Regions from separate parts of the Homo sapiens genome. Here region 2 is linked to region 1. Evidence: read pairs that join two places in POLR2A ChIA-PET (ENCODE). Cell type or tissue: PC-9. All regions are shown on one strand. Each heading gives the region's core, and the rest is flanking DNA. Links, peaks and the distances in the headings are about the cores only. Region 1 overlaps ITCH (itchy E3 ubiquitin protein ligase). Region 2 overlaps ITCH (itchy E3 ubiquitin protein ligase).

What was found. Peaks named below come from ENCODE experiments on the same cell type or tissue, not always from the same donor. Only the 100,000 strongest peaks of a DNase experiment are listed, where the experiment ranks them.
Region 2: POLR2A ChIA-PET joins it to region 1 with 9 read pairs; 8 of 35 experiments call an interaction of 5 or more read pairs at or near these places.

Annotation. Positions count from the first base shown.
Region 1 is chr20:34,368,347-34,371,257 of GRCh38, reverse strand. It overlaps ITCH (itchy E3 ubiquitin protein ligase), which reads right to left. Exons shown (of 25, transcript NM_031483.7): 2 at 1,788-1,864. Among named protein-coding and RNA genes, the nearest start is that of ITCH, 6.5 kb to the right of the region's middle. RefSeq lists enhancers at 2,027-2,076, 2,107-2,156. In PC-9, for the core only: no CTCF peak of the experiment used is centred there; a DNase peak (open chromatin) is centred at 1,817; H3K4me3 peaks cover 530 bases; H3K27ac peaks cover 2,500 bases.
Region 2 is chr20:34,495,521-34,498,431 of GRCh38, reverse strand. All of the region lies in intron 23 of ITCH (itchy E3 ubiquitin protein ligase), which reads right to left. Among named protein-coding and RNA genes, the nearest start is that of DYNLRB1, 19 kb to the left of the region's middle. In PC-9, for the core only: no CTCF peak of the experiment used is centred there; no DNase peak of the experiment used is centred there.

The DNA of each region.
Region 1 (2,911 bases), core at 284-2,783:
TGGATATATACCCAAAAGTGGCAATGCTGGATCATATTTTAGTTCTATTTTACCAGTATCTTCCTATTCAGTTTTTTTTTTTTTTTTTTTGAGACGGAGTCTGGCTCTGTTGCCCAGGCTGGAGTGCAGTGGTGTGATCTCGGCTCACTGCAAGCTCTGCCTCCCAGGTTCACACCATTCTCCTGCCTCAGCCTCCTGAGTAGCTGGGACTACAGGCGCCCGCCACCACACCCGGCTAATTTTTTGTACTTTTAGTAGAGACGGGGTTTCACCTTGTTAGCCAGGATGGTCTCGATCTCCTGACCTCGTGATCCACCCGCCTCGGCCTCCCAAAGTGCTGGAATTACAGGCGTGAGCCACCGCGCCCAGCCTCAGCTTTCTTATCTAACAATTCACCTGCTCAACTTCATTCACTCCCTATTCTCTTACTGCTTAACTTTATGTTCTACTTTTTTTTTCTTACCCAGTAGTCTTCCTTCTCTCCTGACCTTTTAAAGTGATCTGTCTTGTCCTCATGTTTTCCTTCACAATACTACTCTCAACTTCTCTCACCTTGTGGATCTAGATAACATTTCTTTTCTTTTTTTTTTTTTTGAGACAGACTCTCACTCTGTTGCCCAGGCTGGAGTATAGTGGCACGATCTTGGCTTACTGCAGTGTCCACCTCCTGGGTTCAAATGATTCTCCTGCCTCAGCCACCCAAGTAACTGGGAATACAGGCACATGACATCACACCCTGCTAATTTTTGTATTCTTAGTAGAGATGGAGTTTCACCATGTTGACCAGACTGGTTTCAAACTCCTGACCTCAAGTGATCCGCCCACCTTGGCCTCCCAAACAAAGTGCTGGGATTACAGGTATGAGCCACCGTGCCTGGCCAAGATAACATTTTAAGTCATGAATTCATTTCCTTTTCTAAAGATTTAATAGGTATTATTTTATTTGATCCACACAACAATGCCAGGGATGGAGACAGGAATCAATACTTACCTATTTTACAGATGTATAAACTGAGGTCTGGCAAGATTAAATAACTCGCCGAAAGTCACACAGCTTGTCAGTGGCAAAATCAAATCGGAACCCAGATCTTTTCTTTCCAAGTCCTCTATTCTTTCTGCACTGAACCATGTTGTCTTTTTTTTTTTTTTTTTCCGAGACAGGGTCTCACTCTGTCACCCAGGCTGGAGTGCAGTGGCGTGATCATGGCTTACTGCAGCCTCAACCTCCTGGCTCAAGTGATCCTCCCATGTCACCCTCCCAATCAGCTAGGATTACAGGTACACGCCACCACACCAGCTGATTTTTTTTTATTTTGTGTGGAGTCAGGGTCTCGCCATGTTGTCCAGGCTGGTCCCAAACTCTTGGGTTCAAGTGATCCTCCCACCTTCGCCCCACAAAGTGCTGGAATTACAGGCATGAGCCACTGCACCTGGCCATGTTGTCTTCTTTTTCATTACCCACCTCTTAATCCTACACATGCACATGTCTAGATAGTATACAGAGATAAACGTGTATAAAACAACACAAATAGAAAAAGTATGCATATGTATAAGGGATCTACAAAAACAGAAAAGTCAGAAAACCCAAATTAAGAGCACAGTGTGGCTCACAGGCTAATCCCTGCAGAGGCAGCTTTGGGTTTCAGAACCAAGTGAAGCTGCCTATATGTTCAACCAACTGATGCAGCTAGCATCAACACTGCTCTCTCCTCACAGCAGGTATAAGACCAGAGCTTGGCCTCTGCATCACTCTTGCCCCCAATTTCTCTCACAGGATGACACCATACCTGAAGTTCTCACAGTTTGAGTCACTTCCTTGGGTTAAGGCGTTGTCTCCACAAGGCCACCGTGAAATGCATGGTACCTGAGAAAGGAAGGAGAGTCCATTAACACATTACTTCTATATTTTTTTGTTTGTTTGTTTTTGAGATGGAGTCTTGCTCTGTCGCCAGGCTAGAGTGCAGTGGCATGATATTGGCTCACTCCAACCTTCGCCTCCTGGGTTCAAGCGATTCTTCTGCCTCAGCCTCCTGAGTAGCTGGGACTACACTACGGGCGTGCACCCCCACGCCTGGCTAACTTTCGTATTTTTAGTAGAGATGGGGTTTCACCATATTGGTCAGGCTGGTCTTGAACTCCTGACCTCGTGATCCACCCACCTCAGCCTCCCAAAGTGCTGGGATTACAGGCGTGAGCCACCACACCCAGCTGACCTCTATAGTTAAACACATCAGATCTGCAACGACCTTGCGACTCTAAAAGCACAAAGTCTCTTTTAAAAATTTCATGGGATAGACAATTTTTAATGGAGCAGACAGGACAAAAGAAAGAACTGAGGGAAAATGATTCATACGTATTATGGGAAGACACCAATCTGAGTATGACGGCTATCTGGCAAAATGAGGATGGCCATATAAATACACCAGCCTATAAGGGTCACCATAATGATAGTCCCTGCAACTTGGAGACTCCTAGGGACAGGAAAAGAAAACGCACACCAAGGATCTGGATATAGTCAGTTCTGAAAAGAAGCAAAAAAGCTGAGCTGGCAGCAGTTTTTCAAGGACAGTACACTGCTAGACTGGAGGAGGATAGAGGCAGGAACAGCTTCTGGTTAACTGCTTCTAGTTGTGAGGATAGTTTCCAACTTAACGTTTTTAGCTGAAAGCCAACCTCCCAACCAGAGAATGCTGCAATTCAATTCTGTGAACCCCCTAACTAATTTATATTGACTCAAAGCCAGTATCATTTACAGCCATAAAAGTCAACATGCCTTTACTGAGTGCTTATTATGAGCCCAGAATTTGGCTAAGTACTATAAATACAAAAAAAAAAACCTTACATACTTTTGTCTTAATTCTTATAAAGGAAACCAATGTCCAAAACCCAAAACAGAGACTTAGGCAACAAG
Region 2 (2,911 bases), core at 200-2,699, 130 kb before region 1:
TAAAAGCTTTTCCTCCAAGATATGGAACAAGACAAGGGTGCCCACTTTCACCACATTTATTCAACAAACTGCTGGAAGTCCCAGCCAAAGCAATTAGATAAGAGAAAGAAATAAAGGGCATCAGAATTAGGAAGAAGTTGAACTATACCTGTTCGCAGACAACATGACCTTATATACAGAAAACCTTAAAAACTCCACCAATAAAAAATTATTGGAACTGATAAACACATTAAGTAAAGTTGTAGGATACAAAATCAACATACAAAAATCAGCAGCGTTTCTATAAAACAACAAACTAGAAGAAAAAGAAATCAAGAAAGCAATCCTACTTACAATAGCTACAAACAACAAAAACCTAGAAATAAATTTAACCAAGGAGGTGAACGATCTCTACAGCAAAAACTATAAAACACTGACAAAAGAAACTGAAGAAAACACACAAAAAATGTAAAGACATCCCATGTTCATGGGTTGAAAAATTAATACTCCACTAATAACCGTACTATTAAAAATTTCTACAGATTCAATGCAATCCCTACAGAAATACCAATGACGGCTGGGTGTAGTGGCTCATGCCTGTAATCCCATCACTTTGGGAGGCCAAGGTGGGCGGATCACCGGAGTTCAGGAGTGCAAGACCAGACCAGTCACATGGCGAAATGCCATCTCTACTAAAAATACAGAAAGTGGCTGGGTGTGGTGGCATATGCCTGTAATCCCAGCTACTTGGGAGGCTGAGGCACAAGAATCACTTGAACCCGGGAGGCAGAGGTTGCAGTGAACTGAGAATGTGCCACTGCACTCCAGCCTGGGTGACAGAGTGATACATTCCATCTCAAAAAACAAAAACAAAAACAAAAACAACCAATGACATTCTTCACAGAAATAGAAAAAACAATCCTAAAACTCATACTGAACTACAAAGGATCCTGAATAGCCAAAGCCATTCTGAACAAAAAGCTGGAGGCATCACACTACTGGACTTCAAGATATACAACAAAGCTATAGTAACCAATACAGCATGGTACTGGCATAATAGCAGACACATAGACCAGTGGAACAGAAGAGAGAACCCAGAAACAAACCCACATATTTACATCCAACTGATTTTCAATAAAGACACTAAGAACAATCATTGGCTGGGCACAGTGGCTCATGCCTGTAATCCCAGCACTTTGGGAGGCTGAGGCAGGCAGATCACAAGGTTAGGAGTTCAAGACCAGCCTGACCAACATAGAGAAACCCTATCTCTATTAAAAATAAAAAAACTAGCCAGGTGTGGTGGTGCGTGCCTGCAATCCCAGCTACTCAGGAGGCTAAGGCAAGAGAATTGCTTGATCCTGGGAGGCGGAGGTTGTGGGGAGCCGAGATCTCGCCACTGTACTCCAGCCTGGGCAACGGAGTGAGACTCTGTCTCAAAAAAAAAGAACAATCATTGGGGGAAAGGACACTCTCTTCAATAAATGGTACTGGAATAACAGAAATCTATATGCTAAAAATGAAAGTAGACCCCTTTCTCTCATAACGTACAAAAATCAACTCAAAATGGATTAAACAGGAAAAATGCTTCAGGGCACAGGTCTGAGCAAAGATTTTTCTTTTCTCTTTTCTTTTTTTTTTTTTTTTTTGAGATGGAGTGTTGCTCTTCTTGCCCAGGCTGGAGTGCAATGGCACGATCTCGGCTCACCTCAACCTCCGCCTCCTGGGTTCAAGTGATTCTCCTGCCTCAGCCTCCTGAGTAGTTGGGATGACAGGCACGCGCCACCACGCCCAGCTAATTTTTGTATTTTTAGTAGAGACAGGGTTTCTCCATGGTCAGGCTGGTCTTGAACTCCCGACCTCAGGTGATCCACCCGTCTCGGCCTCCCAAAGTGCTGGGCCTACAGGCACGAGCCACCACACCTGGCCCTGAGCCAAGATTTTATAAAGAGGACATAAAAAGCACAGGCAACAAAAATAAAAATAGACAAATTGGGTTATATGAAACTAAAAAGCTTTGGCATAGCAAAGGAAACAATCAACACAGTGTAGAGACAATCTGCAGAATGGGAGAAAGTATATGCAAACAATTCATCCAACAAAGAATATCCAGAATATACAAGAACTCAACAGCAAAAAAGAAGAAAAACAATGCATTAAAAAATGGGATATGAGCTAAATAGATATCTCTCAAAATAACAATGTTAAACATAACTAATCATCAGGGAGATGCAAATCAAAACCACAATGAACTATCATCTCACCTCAGTTAGAATAACTGTTACAGATTAAAAAATAACAAATGCTGGCAAGGATGTGGAAAAAGAGGAACTCTTATATACTGTTGGCAGGGATGTAAATTCTTCTTCTTAACTTCTTGAGACAGAGTATTGCTCTGTCACCCAGGCTAGAGTGCAACCTCTGCCTCCCAGTTTCAAGCAATTGTTGTGCCTCAGCCTCCCAAGCAGCTGGGATTACAGGCGTGTACCACCACTCTCAGCTAATTTTTTTTTTTTTTTTTTTTTTTTTTTAGTATTTTCAGTAGAGACAGGGTTTCACTATGTTGACCAGGCTGATCTCAAACTCCTGGCCTTAAGAGATCCACCCATCTCAGCCGCCCAACAACCATATGATCCAGCAATCCCACTATGGGGCATTCATCTAAAGAAAAGGAAATCAGTATGTCGAACAGACATCTGCACTCCCATGTCTACTGCAGCACCATTCACAAGGGCCAAGATAGGGAATCAACTTATGTGTCCATAATCAGGTAAACGGATAAAGAAAATGTGGTGTATAAACAAACTGGAATACTTCAGACATTTTTTAAAAAAGCAAAATTCTGTCATTTATGACAACATAGATGAACATGGAGGACGTTTTAAGTGACATAAGCCAAGCACAAAAAGATAAATACTACATGCTGTCACTC